Regions from separate parts of the Homo sapiens genome. Here region 1 is linked to region 2. Evidence: read pairs that join two places in POLR2A ChIA-PET (ENCODE). Cell type or tissue: Panc1. All regions are shown on one strand.

Evidence for each region. Peaks named below come from ENCODE experiments on the same cell type or tissue, not always from the same donor. Only the 100,000 strongest peaks of a DNase experiment are listed, where the experiment ranks them.
Region 1: POLR2A ChIA-PET joins it to region 2 with 8 read pairs; 4 of 35 experiments call an interaction of 5 or more read pairs at or near these places.

The regions. Positions count from the first base shown.
Region 1 is chr19:15,163,491-15,171,490 of GRCh38, reverse strand. NOTCH3 (notch receptor 3) reads left to right here. Exons shown (of 33, transcript NM_000435.3): 26 at 666-820; 27 at 938-1,160; 28 at 1,321-1,405; 29 at 4,080-4,242; 30 at 5,400-5,704; 31 at 5,976-6,123. Among named protein-coding and RNA genes, the nearest start is that of MIR6795, 12 kb to the left of the region's middle. RefSeq lists an enhancer at 567-1,157. In Panc1, no CTCF peak of the experiment used is centred here; no DNase peak of the experiment used is centred here.
Region 2 is chr19:15,280,507-15,288,506 of GRCh38, reverse strand. All of the region lies in intron 1 of BRD4 (bromodomain containing 4), which reads left to right. Among named protein-coding and RNA genes, the nearest start is that of BRD4, 48 kb to the left of the region's middle. RefSeq lists an enhancer at 2,317-2,366. In Panc1, no CTCF peak of the experiment used is centred here; no DNase peak of the experiment used is centred here; H3K4me3 peaks cover 430 bases; H3K27ac peaks cover 4,340 bases.

The DNA.
Region 1 (8,000 bases), 120 kb after region 2:
GTGGTCCCAGATCTTTGGGAGAATGAGGTGGAAAGATTGCTTGAAGGCGGGAGGTCAAGGCTACAGTGAGCTCTGATTTCGCCACTGTGCTCTAGCCTGGGCGACAGAGTGAAACCGTCTCAAAAAACAAAACAGAACAAACAAACAACAAAAAAAACAGGCCAGGCACAGTGGCGGCTCACGCCTGTAATCCCAGCACTTTGGGAGGCCAAGGCAGGGAGGATCACTTGAGGTCAGGAGTTCAAGACCAGCCTGGCCAACGTGGTGAAACCCCGTCTCTACTAAAAATACAAAAAAATTAGCTGGGCATGGTGGCACACGCCTGTAATCCCAGCTACTTGGGAGGCTGAGGCAGGAGAATCGCTTGAACCCAGGAGGGGAAGTTGCAGTGAGCCGAGATCGCACCACTGCACTCCAGCCTCGGTGCAAGATCAAAAAATAATATCCATTGGATTCATGGCTCTGGGGGGACTGCTGACCACAGCAAGACACGTTTTAGGGGTGCAGTGGGGTTGGATGCCAGGTGGATGCAGGTGGGCCATGGAGACCTGTGGGTGGAGATGGCGCTTCAGAGCCAGGCGCTGGGGAGGGAAAGTGGGGCTTGGTACCAGGGGGTGCATCGGGCAATTTTTGAGCCCTCTGGTCCCTCCCTGCTGTCCCTGCAGCTCGGTAGTAATGCTGGAGATTGACAACCGGCTCTGCCTGCAGTCGCCTGAGAATGATCACTGCTTCCCCGATGCCCAGAGCGCCGCTGACTACCTGGGAGCGTTGTCAGCGGTGGAGCGCCTGGACTTCCCGTACCCACTGCGGGACGTGCGGGGTGCGGCCCTGCCTTGGGGAGGGGGTGGCGGGGGCGGAGCTGGGGGCGGCCGAAGCCCCGCCTGAGGCCAAAGCCCCGCCCTCGGCTGAAGCCCCGCCCTCTGCTTCCTGCTCTTAGGGGAGCCGCTGGAGCCTCCAGAACCCAGCGTCCCGCTGCTGCCACTGCTAGTGGCGGGCGCTGTCTTGCTGCTGGTCATTCTCGTCCTGGGTGTCATGGTGGCCCGGCGCAAGCGCGAGCACAGCACCCTCTGGTTCCCTGAGGGCTTCTCACTGCACAAGGACGTGGCCTCTGGTCACAAGGGCCGGCGGGAACCCGTGGGCCAGGACGCGCTGGGCATGAAGTGAGAACCCTGCTCGCTCCCTGTCCCTGACTACGGGGACCTTGTGAACCCTGGACCCCGCCTTGACCTGACTCAGACCTCTGACCCCACCCCAAATCCTCCTTCCCAGCTGGACACCTCTAGTGTCCCCCTCACATCCCCTCTTCCCATTGTCCGCCAGGAACATGGCCAAGGGTGAGAGCCTGATGGGGGAGGTGGCCACAGACTGGATGGACACAGAGTGCCCAGAGGCCAAGCGGCTAAAGGTACTGCCCCCCCTCTGACCTTTGCCCCCTCCTCTGACCCCTCCCCTCAGGGTACTGGGTGGGGTCCCCAGTGGATGATGGGCGTGATCAGGGGATGGCACCGCTGTCCCCACCTCCCTAGCTCCAGAGAATAGTCCCAGCTTTGCAACCCTTTCTTCTCAGTGTGGTTCTGTGACCTCAGAGGGAGGAAGATTTGCCACTGGGGCCCCAAGGGTCCCTCCGGGCAGGTGGAAAATCCTCCCCTCCATCCTGCCCCTCCCCAGCCAGGATCCTGCTTCCTGGCCAGCCTGCACTCTTCCTGGAGGTGTCCCCCCAGCCCAGAGAGCGAGTCTGCCTTATCTCTGTCAGTTCCTATTTTGTCCAGCATGGACTTAGCCTGAAAGTGCTCTGAGCCGGTTCTGAGCTCATGGAGTCATGCCCCTGGGTTCAGTATGAGTCAGCTTTGGCTGCCATTAAAAAATCCCACAGAGGTGGATCACCTGAGGTCAGGAGTTCGAGACCAGCCTGACCAACATGGTGAAACCCCGTCTGTACTAAAAATACAAAAGATTAGCTGGGCATGGTGGCGGGCACCTGTAATCCCAGCTACTTGGGAGGCTGAGGCAGGAGAATCCCTTGAACCTGGCACTCCAGACTGGGCAACAAGAGCGAAACTCCGTCTCAAAAAAAAAAAAAAGTCCCACAGCATGGGTGACCTAAACAACAGAAATTAATTTTTTCACGGTTCTGGAGGTTGGAAGTCCAAGCCCAAGGTGCTGTCAGGGCTGGTTCCTGGTAAGGGCTCTCTTCCTGGTGTGCAGATGGCCGCCTTCTCACTGTAGCCTCACATGGCCTTTCCTCTGTGTACACAGAGGGGAGAGAGAGAGAGAGAGAGAGAGAGAGAGAGAGAGAGAGAGAGACAGATTTGACATCCCATCCTCTTCTTGTAAGGATACCAATCCTATTGGATTAGGGTCCCACATTTATAACCTCATATAACCTTAATTACCTCCTTAAAGGCCCTATCTCACCAGGCTTGGTAGCTTGCACCAGTAATTTCAGCTACTTGGGAGGCTGAGGCAGGAGGATCACTTGAGTCCAGGAGTTGGAGCCTGCAGTGAGCTATGACTGCATCACTTCACTCCAGCCTGGGTAACAGAGCAAGACCCTGTCTAAAAATAAAGTCCTATCTTCAAATGCAGGCACATGGAAATTTTATATATTATTTAGGGTTTTAGTGTATGATTTCTGTTTATTTATTTATTTATTTTTTGAGACCAGGTCTCACTCTGTTGCCCAAGCTGGAGTGCAGTGGCGTGATCTTGGCTCATTGCAGCCTCCACCTCCCAGGTTCAAGTGATTCCCCTGCCTCAGCCTCCCGAGTAGCTGGGATTATAGGCATGTGCTACCATGCCCGGCTAATTTTTGTATTTTTAGTAGAGATGGGGTTTCACCATGTTGGCCAGGCTGGTCTCAAGCTGCAGACCTCAAGTGATCCACCCGCCTCGGCATCCCAAAGTGCTGGGATTACAGACGTGAGCCACCGTGCCCGGCCATTGTATGATTTTTAGAGGGGGCACAATTGAGTCCATACAGATCCTGCTAGCATTACTGAGGCACCCGCTGAATGTCTCTAATGCACATAAAACATCTTATTTCATCTCTCTGAGGACGCTGTAAAGTAGCTATTGACATATACTTCAATTTACAAACTCCCTTCCTCTGTCCATATTTTAATGTTGTGAAATGGAATCATCTATTACAGTGGACAGATAAAAAAACCTGCTCAACCCAGACTTTTCCTTCTGCCTTCCCATCCCAAAGTAGGTATTAGAGGTATTAAAGGGGTGGCCCAATGTAATTGTGGTGGTATCTTAGCATGGTGGAATGGCTGCGTCATCCTGATTTTGCCAATGAGAAGCTCAGAGCTTCAAAGTGATTTGCCCAGAGCCTTCCAGCTACTAAGGGGTGGGGTTGGAACTTGAACCTGGATCAGATGCTATCCCAATCTGCTTATACTGTGTGCTTATAGTCCCAGCTACTTGGGCCGCTGAGGTGGGAGGATCATTTGAGCCCAGGAAGTTGAGGCTGCAGTGAGGTATGATTGCAGCACTGCACTCCAGCCTGAGTGACACAGTGAGACTCAGTCTCTAAAAAATATATACATAAATAATTAAAGCCATTTATTACTCAAAAAGACCAAAAAAAAAAAAAAAAAGAAACCTTGTGTCTTCCTTTTATTACCTCCTTGGGCTATGGCACACATTGATTTCCTGTTAATCTCAGCACTTTGGGAGGCTGAGAGGGGCTGATCACCTGAGGTCAGGAGTTCGAGACCAGCCTGGCCAACATGGTGAAACCCCTTCTCTACTAAAAATACAAAAAATTAGCTGGACACCGTGGCATGTGCCTGTAATCCCAGCTACTCCAGAGGCTGAGGCAGGAGAATCACTTGAACCCGGGAGGCGGGGGTTGCAGTGAGCTGAGATCATGCCACTGCACTCCAGCCTGGGGGACAGAGCGAGACTCTGTCTCAAAAACAAATAAAACACCAAACAGATGGTAAATGATTTCCCAGGGCTCTGTGTGTATCTCCTAAAGAGAAACCTGTAGGAATGCCCAGCCCCATCCCTGGCAGTGGCTCTCCCCAGCACCAAAGGGTGAGATCTGAGATCCAGGGTGCCTGCCCCTCCAGGTAGAGGAGCCAGGCATGGGGGCTGAGGAGGCTGTGGATTGCCGTCAGTGGACTCAACACCATCTGGTTGCTGCTGACATCCGCGTGGCACCAGCCATGGCACTGACACCACCACAGGGCGACGCAGATGCTGATGGCATGGATGTCAATGTGCGTGGCCCAGGTTAGTGACAGTGCCCCTCCCAAAGGGATGCCCCTCACCCATCCTACCTGTGAGAGGTTATTTCTGACTCTGTGTTTTGGGGAGAACTGGGGGAGTCTCTAAGCTTCTGTGAAGGGTGTGTGTATTCAGCAACACTCTTGGTTGGAAGTGACAAAGGTCCAACTCAGACTAGCTTAAGTAAAACAAGGGATTTATCAACTCATTTAACTAAAAGTGGCACATTTGGATCCAGGACTCAGTTTTCCCCTCTCTACCCTTTGACTCCAATCTTACAAAACCTTCTTAATGCTCCAGAAAAGTCTCAGGATGCATTCTGATTGGACAGACTAGGGTCACGTGCTCATCCTTGAGCCAATCAGTATGACCAGGGGGCTGGAATATGCAAATTGACCAAGCCTGATTCACATACCTGTCTTTGAGCTGGTGGGGGTCGGGTCTGCTGGTGGAGCGGGGAGGTCAGTCTCTACCCAGGGCTTGAGAATGGAGAACCGGATGCAAGTGGCTCCCTAAGAAAAATGAGGACAAGTGCTTGTGTACAGTGTGTGCAGTGTAGCGGACTATGTTGTTTGATCCTCTTAGATCCATCTTTGTTATGTTTCAGGGCATTCCTGCCTTAGCTTCATTTTGCTTATGCTCCAAATGGCCTGTACTTATGGCTCTCTTTTGAAGTCCCTCTGGCTGCTGGGGCCTGAAGTGCCTGGGATTTTATGTCCCTGGGGGCAGCTCTTTTTTTCCCCCCCCCTTTTAAAACACTCAAATGAATTGGCAGAAAGGGGCAGCTCCTAACCAGTGGGTGCAGGAGTATGAAGGGGATGGTTTCTTTGCCTTGAGTTGGATTAGAACTCTGGGGTACAACACATGTTCCAGAGTCCCTTTGGAGGATCAAGGTGGAATAACCCTTTGGGAATTTACTGGAGGTTGCACACTTGCTTGACTCCCAGAGTCCCTTGTCCTGTGTTCCCTGTGCCCTAGGAGTAGTTCTGTGACAAATCACGTGCCCACGAATCCTCATTCTGGGTGTGGGTGTGCAGACAGGAGGATCTGCTAATTGTCATTTTTCCATGTGTCCCATTAGCTCCTAATGGGGTACCCTTGATAACATTTCCTGGAAAAGGCCCTGTGTTTACCTTCCTGCTGACACACTCCTGTCCCTGCAGATGGCTTCACCCCGCTAATGCTGGCTTCCTTCTGTGGGGGGGCTCTGGAGCCAATGCCAACTGAAGAGGATGAGGCAGATGACACATCAGCTAGCATCATCTCCGACCTGATCTGCCAGGGGGCTCAGCTTGGGGCACGGACTGACCGTACTGGCGAGACTGCTTTGCACCTGGCTGCCCGTTATGCCCGTGCTGATGCAGCCAAGCGGCTGCTGGATGCTGGGGCAGACACCAATGCCCAGGACCACTCAGGCCGCACTCCCCTGCACACAGCTGTCACAGCCGATGCCCAGGGTGTCTTCCAGGTGAGATAGGCACACACTTTGGACCTCAGAGCTGGGGCAGGCATTAGACTTACCTGGGTTTGAGCCCCAGTTCTGCCTTTCAGACTCATTTTTTCTCATTTGGAAAATGGGGATATATGGGAATACAGTATCTGTCAAGCAGCTGCTCCCTGAACCTCACCAATTTCAGGGGTTGGGGTATGGGGGTTGGGGACTTCATGGGACTTAGGGGTGCTCCTGATTCCTCTGTTCCTGCCATGACCCCTCCTGCTGCATCCACTCTCTGTCCTAGATTCTCATCCGAAACCGCTCTACAGACTTGGATGCCCGCATGGCAGATGGCTCAACGGCACTGATCCTGGCGGCCCGCCTGGCAGTAGAGGGCATGGTGGAAGAGCTCATCGCCAGCCATGCTGATGTCAATGCTGTGGATGAGCTTGGTAGGTTGGCAGAGGAATCAAGTCTAAGCTGGGTTGGTGTCACCTGGGCCCTGAGGGTCATGTTGGTGCAAATTCATACCCATGTTGAGACCCAATCACTGAAGCTCACGCACACATAACCAGGCTTCATGAAGCCTGCAGGGTCATGCAGGGTCACCACTAGTCCTTAGGGTGCCTCAGGGATTTAGAAAAAGGTGCCTTTCCCCTAGATACTTCATTTCCACCTGCTTTGTTAGACGGACACACTGTACTTCCACCTGCTGGAAGTTATTATAATAAACGTACACATCAGGCCATGTGTGGTGGCTCATGCCTGTGATCCCAACACTTTGGGAGGCTGAGGCAGGAGGATGACTTGAGGCCAGGAGTTTGAGACCAGACTGGGCAACATAGTGGGTTCTACAAAAGTTTTTTGAAAGATTAGCCATGTGCGGTGGTGCATACCTGTGGCCCTAGCTACTCCAGAAACTGAGGTGGGAGGGTCGTTTGAGCCCAGGAGGTTGAGTCTGTGAGCCGTGATTGTGCCCCTGCACTCCAGCCTGGGGGACAGACTCCATCTCAAAAAAAAAAAACAGTCTCCAGACGTTGCCAAATGCTCTGGGGGCTGGGGGCAGGGAGTTTCTCCTAGTTGAGAGCCACAGTTCTAGGGCAGGGCTGGCCAATAGGACTTTCTGTGATGATGGAATTATTCTCTGCACTGTCCAGTATAGTAGCCACTGGCCACATATAGTGACTTGAAATGTGACTGAGGCAAATGAAGAAGTAAATGTTTTAGTTCATTTAATTTTTTTCTCCTTATGTTGCCCTTTTTTTAATTTTTTTTTTTGAGACAGAGTCTCACTCTTGTCACCCAGGCTGGAGTGCAATGGTGTGATCTTGGCTCACTGCAACCTCCACTACCCAGGTTCCAGTGATTCTCCTGTCTCAGCCTCCCAAGTGTCTGGGACTAAAGGTGCCCATCACCATGCCTGGCTATTTTTTTGTATTTTTAGTAGAGACGGGGTTTCGCAATGTTGGCCAGGCTGGCCTCAAACTCCTGACCTCAGGTGATCCACCTGCCTTGGCCTCCCAAAGTGCTGGGGTTATAGGCATGAGCCACTGAGTCCATCCTTTTTTTTAAAAACAAAAAACAAAAAACAAAAAACTGCTTTATTGAGATATAATTAACATGCCATACAATTCACCCATTTAAAGTGTACAATTCAATGGCTCTTAGTATAATCAGAGTCATACAACTATTACCACAATCAATTTTAGAACATTTCATCACCTGAAAAATAAATTCTCACCACTTGGCCATCATCTGCCAAGCCCCTCATCTGTCCAGCCCTGTGCAACCACTGATTTGCTTTTTGTCTTCATGGATTTGCCTGTTCTGGACATTTCATATAAATGTAATCATATGATACGTGGTCTTTTTTGTCTGCCTTTTTTTCAGTTAGCATTATGTTCTCAAGGTTCACCCATGTTGTAGCATAGTTCAGCTGAATAATAATCCATTGTGTCGATGGACCACTTTTTTTTTCTTTTATTTTTAGACATAGGGTATCACTCTGTCACTCAGGCTGGAGTGCAGTGGCATGATTACGGCTCTCTGCAGCCTCAAACTCCCAGGCTCAAGTGATCCTCCCATCCCACCCTCCTGAATAGCTGGTATTACAGGTGTGTGCCAGCATACCTGGGTAATTCTTAAATTTTTTGTGGAAATGGGGTCTCACTTTGTTGCCCAGGCTGATCTCAAACTCCTGGCCTTAAGCAATACTCCCACCTTGGCCTCCCAAATTGTTGAGATTATAGGCGTGAGCCACTGTGCCTGGCCAAAAGTTTCAATTTTGATCATGTCCAATTTATCTGTTTTGTAGTTGTTATTGTTATTT
Region 2 (8,000 bases):
AAACATCTTCTGGGAAGGAGCTGATTTTTGATGGGTGATTGTCCAAGTTTATAACTGGATCCTGTGTTTCACTCCTCTTCTTCTATTTATTTTTATTTATTATTTTTTGAGATGTGGTCTTGCTCTGTCACCAGTCTGGAGGGCAGATCATAGCTCACTGCAGCCTGAAACTCCTGGCTTCAAGCGATCCTTCCCAGCCACCCATAAATCCTTTTAATAAGTTGCAGATGTGATATTACCTCTGTGTACTTCAGCAAACATTTCTTAAGGGCATTCTCTTTGAAAGCAGGGACTGAAACATGTATTTGTACGCCCATGTTCATAGCAGCCCTATACACAGTAGCCAAAAGGTATTATAGAAGCAACCTGTGTCCATTGATGGATGGATAGATAGGCAAAATATGAAGTATTAATCAGCCTTAAGAAGGAATGAAATTCAGGCCAGGTACAGTGGCTCACACCTGTAATCCCAGCACTTTGGGAGGCCGAGGTGGGCAGATCATCTAAGTCAGGAGTTTGAGATCAGCCTGACCAAGTTGGTGAAACCCAGTCCCTACTAAAAATACAGAAATTAGCCAGACGTGGTGGCACGTGTCTGTAGTCCCAGCTACTCGGGAGGCTGAGGCACAAGAATCGCCGAACCCAGGAGGTGGAGGTTGCAATGAGCCTAGATCGTACCACTGCACTCCAGCTTGGGCGACAAAGGGAGACTGTCTCAAAAAAAAAAAAGAAATTCAGAGGTGCTACAATGTGGATGAACCTAGAAGACGTTATGCCAAGTGAAATACGACAACCACAAAAAGACAAATACTTTGTGGTTTCACTCACGCTGGGTACCTATAGGAGTCACTTCCACAGAGACAGAAAGTAGAATGGTGGTTGCCAGAGGCAGGGATTGGGAGTTAGTGTTTAGTGGATATATGGGTTACAGAGTTTGTTTTACAAGGTGAAAGCGTTCTGAAACGCCCAGTTGTGGTGGCTCATCTGTAGTCCCAGCACTTTGGGAGACTGAGGCAGGAATATTGCTTGAGCCCAGGAGTTTGAGACCAGCCTGAGCAACATAGCAAGACCCCATCTTTAAAGAAAATAAATACATAAATTAAAAAGTTCTGGAGCTAGATAGTGATTGCATAGTAGCGTGAATGCACTTAATGTCACCAAACTATACAGTAAAAAATGGTTAAAGTGGTAAGTTTTATGTTACATATATTTTACCATAATAAAAATAAGATTATTAAAGTTTTTACTGTGTCTTAAAAAAAAAAAGAATAAAGGCACTGTCCTCTAAAACCGCATAAACATTTTTTTGCATACAGGAAACTCAACAATGATTGTATCCTGTGTTGAGATTTCCCATATGTTTCCCCCATTCACACAGGTGATGTGTTAATACTAATGCTATGTTAATGTTTTCTTTTAAATAGATATATTTTAGTTGAGCAGGTTGATTTAAAGCACAGGTGGATCTGTGGGTGATAAAAGTGGTAGGTGTGGAAACTGACTGGGGTCTAACCAGCCTGAATGTGTAGTATTCCCCATCCCTGTGGCCCCAGAGCAGAGTTCCTAAAATGCCTGCCCTTGGCCTCCTAGCCAGTGAAACCTCTTAGATTTTCACAGTGAGGTCAGCACTAACCCCACGTGGCTCTTGAGCATCAAAAAATGTGGCTAGTGCTACCGAGGAAATGAATTTTTACTTTAATCAAATTCTAATTAATTTTCAAAGCTGATGCTCAGTTTAGTTAGTGAAAAACATCCAGATATGTTGGGGACACCTCGGGTATGTGAATCTACTTTTTCAGCTGCAAGTTTTATGGAATCTAAATACAGATCACATATTTTGGGTGAAAATTTAGCACCTGAATTGTGCTGTGACTGTGGGGCATGCACACTTAGATTTCACAGATTTAGTAAGGAAAAAAATGTTACACGTTTATATGTCGAAATGGTATTTTGGGTAAGCATACCTGCTTTCTCTGTTAATGTGGCTCCTAGAAATTTTAAAATGGCATGAGTAGCCACATTGTATTTCTGTTGGACATGCGCAGATGTGCAAGTATGGAGTTTCACTTCCTCCGTGCAGCAGCCACCTTCCTCTCCCATGCCCTCCACCTGATGTCCCTATTACTTCCCTGTCTCTGCTGCTGAAGTCTCTTTCTCGTCTTCTGTGCTAATAAGGCCTCCAGCCTGTGAGTACCACGGTGCCTGATTATGGTCTTGCTGCAGCACTGTGTTGGCTCCTCCATGTTAGGCCGGTGCAGGGGAGGGGCTATGCTCCTTTTCTCATCTGCTCGGGGTGGAGGGGACTGGACTGATTTGTGTTACTGGATACCTGAGGAAAGACCTTTGTCCCCCTTTGTCTGGCTTTTGGCCTTAGGTCCATAGGACAGAGGCGTGGGAAGAATTGGTGGGAGGGTATTGGGACTTAGGAGAGGGTAATGGGGCACCTCCTTGAGGTGGCTCCCTCCCTGGACGAGGCAAGCCTAGCATGGCATCTGGGAGAACCTGGGAATAACTTAGGGAGCTAGGGAAGGCCAGTGGGTCTCATGCTGCCAGCATGTTGCTCTCTGGCTCTCCTCACACACGCCTCCTAAAGCAGTTACTAAACTCAGAGTGGGCACCATCCTAACTAAGCCAGGTGTCTCTCCTGCTGTGCTTCGTGCCCCCACCCACCCCTGGCCATTTAAGTCCTCCTTAAAGTATTTTTTCCCTTTAGTTCCTGATTGATAACTATGTTGATGGTATTTCAGGGAGTTGGGAAAAACAAATGTAAAAAGTAGTAATAAAAATTAGCCAAAGTTTTATGTTATCTTGCCATCTCTTTTCTACTCAGGGATGTGCACTTTTTAAAATTTTTTCATTCTGTATGCTAGACCCTAGTCTAAGGCTTTATTTATGTGTGATGCACCTTATTTCTACATCCTTAGATTTTTTTTTCTTTTTTTGAGATGGGGTCTCACTCTGTCACCCAAGTTGGAGTGCAGTGGTGTGATTTCGGCTCACAGCAACCTCTGTCTCCCAGGCTCAAGCGATCCTCCCTCCTTGGCCTCCCAAGTAGCTGGAGCTGGGCAGAGTAGCTGGGACCACAGGCGTGCACCACCAAGCCTGGCTAATCTTTTGTATTTTTGGTAGAGACACGGTTTTGCCATGTTGCCCAGGCTGGGCCTGAACTCCTGAACTTAATCAGATTTTTAGTAGAAAGGTGGTGAGGCGTTCCTAGGGACTGCCACAGGTTCCATACGAGTGTGATAGTCGCTGCCCTGGGTTTTGGTTTCTATTGGTCTGAAAATTCCTTACCAGTTAAGTGGCTGTTACTCCTCAGTGGACTCAGAGGACAAGCTGGCCACATCTGCAGGGGAGTGAACTTAGGTTGTGTGATGGACTCTTGAGTCTGCAAGATGCCAACTTGGCTGCATCCAAGGCTCCCTTGTGGCACAGCACCCAGGGCTGCTCTGTGAGTGGCTGCTGCCTGCAGGGGCTGGAGAGAGGAGGAAGGGTGTGCACAGTGAGGAGATGAGGCATGCTCTGTGTCTTTTCTCTCCAGCACCTCCATGTACTCGCCTGTCAGTGTAAGAGTTGGGCTGCTTGACTTCTGTGGGTTATTTACTTTGTGGAAGTTAGGTGGAATTAGGGGCAAACAAGAACATGGTTCTCACAAAGTGATTATGCCTGCCAAGTTTTTTGCTTCCTTAGCTGTAGTCGTCTGAAGTGGTGTGGGTTTCATTTTATTCTGCTCCTTTATATTCTGAAAGTTACTGAGATGAGAGGGTGACAGCTATTTACTTCCAAGCATCCCTCTCCAGCAGATTCAGTTCAGTTGTCTGGACAGAAGTAGACACTGAATGTGTGTGGAGGGCCTCCCAGCAGTGCATGGAATGGGTTATCTGGGTGGCTTGCTTTTACCTGAGGGAAGAGAAGCTTGAAAGTGAAGTTAATGTTGCCTGGAAGGTGGGGACCCCTTGGCCTGTTTACCTAGGACGGCATTGACCATCAAAGGCTTCTGTAAAGTTGTAAGAATGGCCTTTTGTGTACCCTTGGGGGTGTGTATCAGATATAAATCCAGCACTTGAGACACTGTCAGCTCTCACTGACTGGTCATCTTTGGGTCTTGGGTCAGTCTTCAGTTCCTGCTTTGTCAGCCAGGGACTTGGGGTCTTTGGAAGCTGGAAGCTCTGACGTTAATTTAGTGTCACATTCTGCGTTCCCTTTTCTTCAAGAAAAGTGATGCCGTTCCTCCTCCTGATCCCCATAGATTGGATTCTGTACCTAATGAGTGGTGAGGGCAAGATGAGAAGAAAAGTCTTCTTGTCTGAAGCCATTTCTTGAGCGTGTCTAGATACTGACAGGTGTAACGTTTTTTCCAGATCTTTCTCTTAAAATCACAATGAAGTGCCCAGGGTAATATCATTGAAGAAAAGATCATCCCATTAACGTCAGCTCTTCATCGAGATACCCAGGCTTTGATACCTCTGGACCCTGAGTCATTGTGTGCTATTGCCTTTCATGCATGTGTCTGTTCCTGGCTCCATCTCTCCTCGTGCCCATCAAAGGTCTAGTTTGGCTTTCCCACCCAGCAAGGGCTCTTGCTAGTCATGGCTAAAATGTTGCTGGTGGGGGTGTTGGGTCATGGTGTCTCTGAAAGCACTTGTGCCAGCCCTGTTCCCTTTTGTGTCCCCAGTGAGTGTGGGCAGGTTCCAGGGACACCTTGAGTCAGCCGCTGCTCTGCTGCTTTGAGAAGAAACTTAAGAGGCGTGATACACTCTTGCTTACTCACCCGGGCGGCTTCCCAGTGGGTGAAATTAGAGCAGTTGATTGGAATGTCACCATTCCCACTCGTGGATCTGTTTCAAGAGTTCAGTGTTGTTTCCACTTACACATAACAGGACTGTGTGTTAAGCTGGTGTGTTTTGGAACATTTCAGCCACAGGCATTGTGGTCATGAACCATGCAGATTGTTGTTTGCATTTCACTCATCTCTCTCTTGGCTTCCCAAATTCCCAAAGGGCGTGATCTTGACCACTCACATAGAAGCTGTCATAACATGTTTCCCTGGTGTTTGGTATATAGGAAATTTTTATAGTTTTAAATTTAAATGAGGATTATAAGCTTAGTTTTTATGCTTTTGTTTGCAATGGGAAAATTTCAGAAGACCGGTGTGATGTCATCCGGAGAAATTTTCTGATTGACACCAGGGGCAGCCCAGGAGTGTATTATCAGCTGAGTTTAACTAAACCTGTCTTTCACTCTTAAACTTTCTTCTCATTTTAATTCTTCGTGCCCTCTAAGAAGTGAACTTCCTCTCCCACTCTTGCTGTCTTTGTAGTCTTTCATTCTCCAAGTGTGTCCCCCGTATTTCCTTCCTCCTAGGAAACACCCCTCTTAAGCAGAGCAAAGTGCCCAGCTCACTGCCAGCCCCTACTTTGTGATCTGCATTGCTCCCTGGCCATCTTGGAGTCTCTCTCAAAGCAGGGTTTTAATCCATAAATTCACAGTCATGTCACATTGCGTTTCATAATTTAATTATTTAATTTATTATTATTTTTAAAGACAGAGTCTTACTCTGTCGCCTAGGCTGGAGTGCAGTGACATGATCATAGCTTAACTGCTGTAGCCTTGCTGAGCTCAAGCAATGCTCCCACCTGAGCCTCCTAAGAGCTGGGACTGTGTGTGTCAGCACTTCCAGCTGTGTTTCATATTATGGTGTGGATGAATCTCAGTGCCACATACCCCACAGCTCTGTTGAAAAAGATGAATAGCTGAAAAGGTGTAAAGTGAAGACAGGTAAAGGAGATGGGGAAATGGCTTTAAAGGAGTCAACAAGGAGAAAATGCCACTCTTAACTGTGAAGGGCACAGCTGAGTCAGTGGGAATGCATAGCTTGAATTAATGACATTTCTATCATAATCTTTCAGCCTGTAATTTGGCCAGGTGTAGTGCCTGAAGGGCCAACTTACCAGGTAGAAGTGGACAGACACCAAGAGGCCAGTATGGGCTTGTCAAAGGGGATAGATTGCATAGAGGCTGAGTAGTTTTTACATGTGTGGCCGAGTGGTTGGTTGGTTTTCAGTGTAAGTAGGTGTTGTCATCCACACACCTGCCACCACCTCTGGCTTCATTCTGTGGGTCTTTGTGCCCACCCACCTGGCATTGTTACCTAATTTCATCTGTAATTTTGCATCCTGCATTTCTGATGTAACATCACATTCTCTTACCTTCACAAAGTCTAGAAATCTATGGAATGGGCTGCAAACTATGGCCTGCAGGCCAGTCAGTTTTTTTGGCACACAGTGAGGCTCATTTGTTTCAGGATTATTTGTGGCTGCTTTCATTTTATGATGATGGCAGAATGGAATATTTTAACAGGCTGTTTGTCCTGCACAGCTGACAATATTTGCTCTCTGGCCCTTTACAGGAAAAGTTAGCCTAGCCTGCCCCTGCTGGAATACATTTTAACCCAACAGTTTTTGTTTGTTTGTTTGTTTGTTTGTTTTGGAGATGGAGTCTCGCTCTGTTGCCCAGGCTGGAGTGCAGTGGCACAATCTCGGCTCACTGCAACCTCTGCCTCCCAAGTTCAAGCAATTATCCTGCCTCAGCCTCCTGAGTAGCTGGGACTACAGGTGCACGCCGCCATGCCTGGCTAATTTTTTGTATATTAGTAGAGATAGGGTTTCACTGTGTTGCCCATGGTGGTCTTGAACTCCTGAACTCAGGCAATCCACCCGCCTCGGCCTCCCAAAGTGTTGAGATTATAGACGTAAGCCACCATGCCTGGCCAACCCAACAGTTTTGATCTTGTCCATGTCAAAGTTTTGTTTTTGCTACATGCTTCTCACAGGAACATTTTACATTTCATGAATCCATCCGCCCAGATTTAACAATCAGCAACATGATGTAACCCACATGTAACAATGGATCCTTTCACTGTACCTGAGCCACTTGTCCCTCCAGTTGCTGGCAGCTTTTGCAGTGAAAAGATGCTGCAGCATTTTCAGTGCTACTAGTTTAATTAGCCTGCTGATGAGTTTCAAAAGCAGAGAGACTGGAATTCTGGTTGGTGAGATTGTGTCCCGCCCAGTTTCCTGGCCTCCTGACTGCAAGATCCTTGTGTGCCTGTGTCCCCTCCAGTGGGGAACAGAGAGCTTGAGTGTGGCTCACACTCTCCCCTAGCAGCAAGGCCAGTATATCTCTGCCTTGGCTTGTCTAATCCAAGGCAAGTTGCAGGGTCTGGGGTACTGCAGAGTCAAGAGGTAATGGGGCCCCACCACTTGGCTGGTCCAAGGGGTGGGGGGCAGGGTGTATACACACTGCGTGAAGGAGGATTAAGGCCTCTAAGAGCTGCCTCGGCGCACGGCCACTGGCCCGGCTCCAGGCGGCGCAGTCTGGCTGATGACACGAGCGCTGTTCTCACCAGCTGCCTGAGCCAGTCAGATGGAAAAGTAATCCTATTTGTGCTTCCCCACTGACACAGATTGCACAATTAAAGAAGCCGCTGTCAGGAATTTGAAGTAGATGCCACTCTAGCACCTAGGAGGGGAACAGACCTTCTGATATTGATGTTGTGTAATCAGCATTTCAGCAAAGATGTTTCTAGGACAAGATAAGATGTAAATTGCTGTAAATTGAATTGTATTGAGAAATTACCAGGTTTTTACCAGTCAGGGTCCCTCATCCTCTTGTTTTTGTCCCTGGGCAGAATCTAGCATTCCCTGAAAATAATTGTTTATTCAAGAGCCTTGGAGCGGTGGAGAGGTGACCTCCTCTACCTGAAGGGTATGTGTGACTGTGAACTTGTGATTTCATGAGGGGCTGTAGTCAGTTGGCATTGGCTGGCAGTCTGTATGGAATAAAACAAATTTAAGCCATGTCCCCTCAGGCATCTTACTGCTTGGGAAGCATAAATAACAACTTGGTGTCCCTTCCCCTTGCCCCCACACCTCATGACTTCAGCACAGTGGTATGTTTTAGATTTCACCTATGACACGGGATATATCTCATTGTAAGCA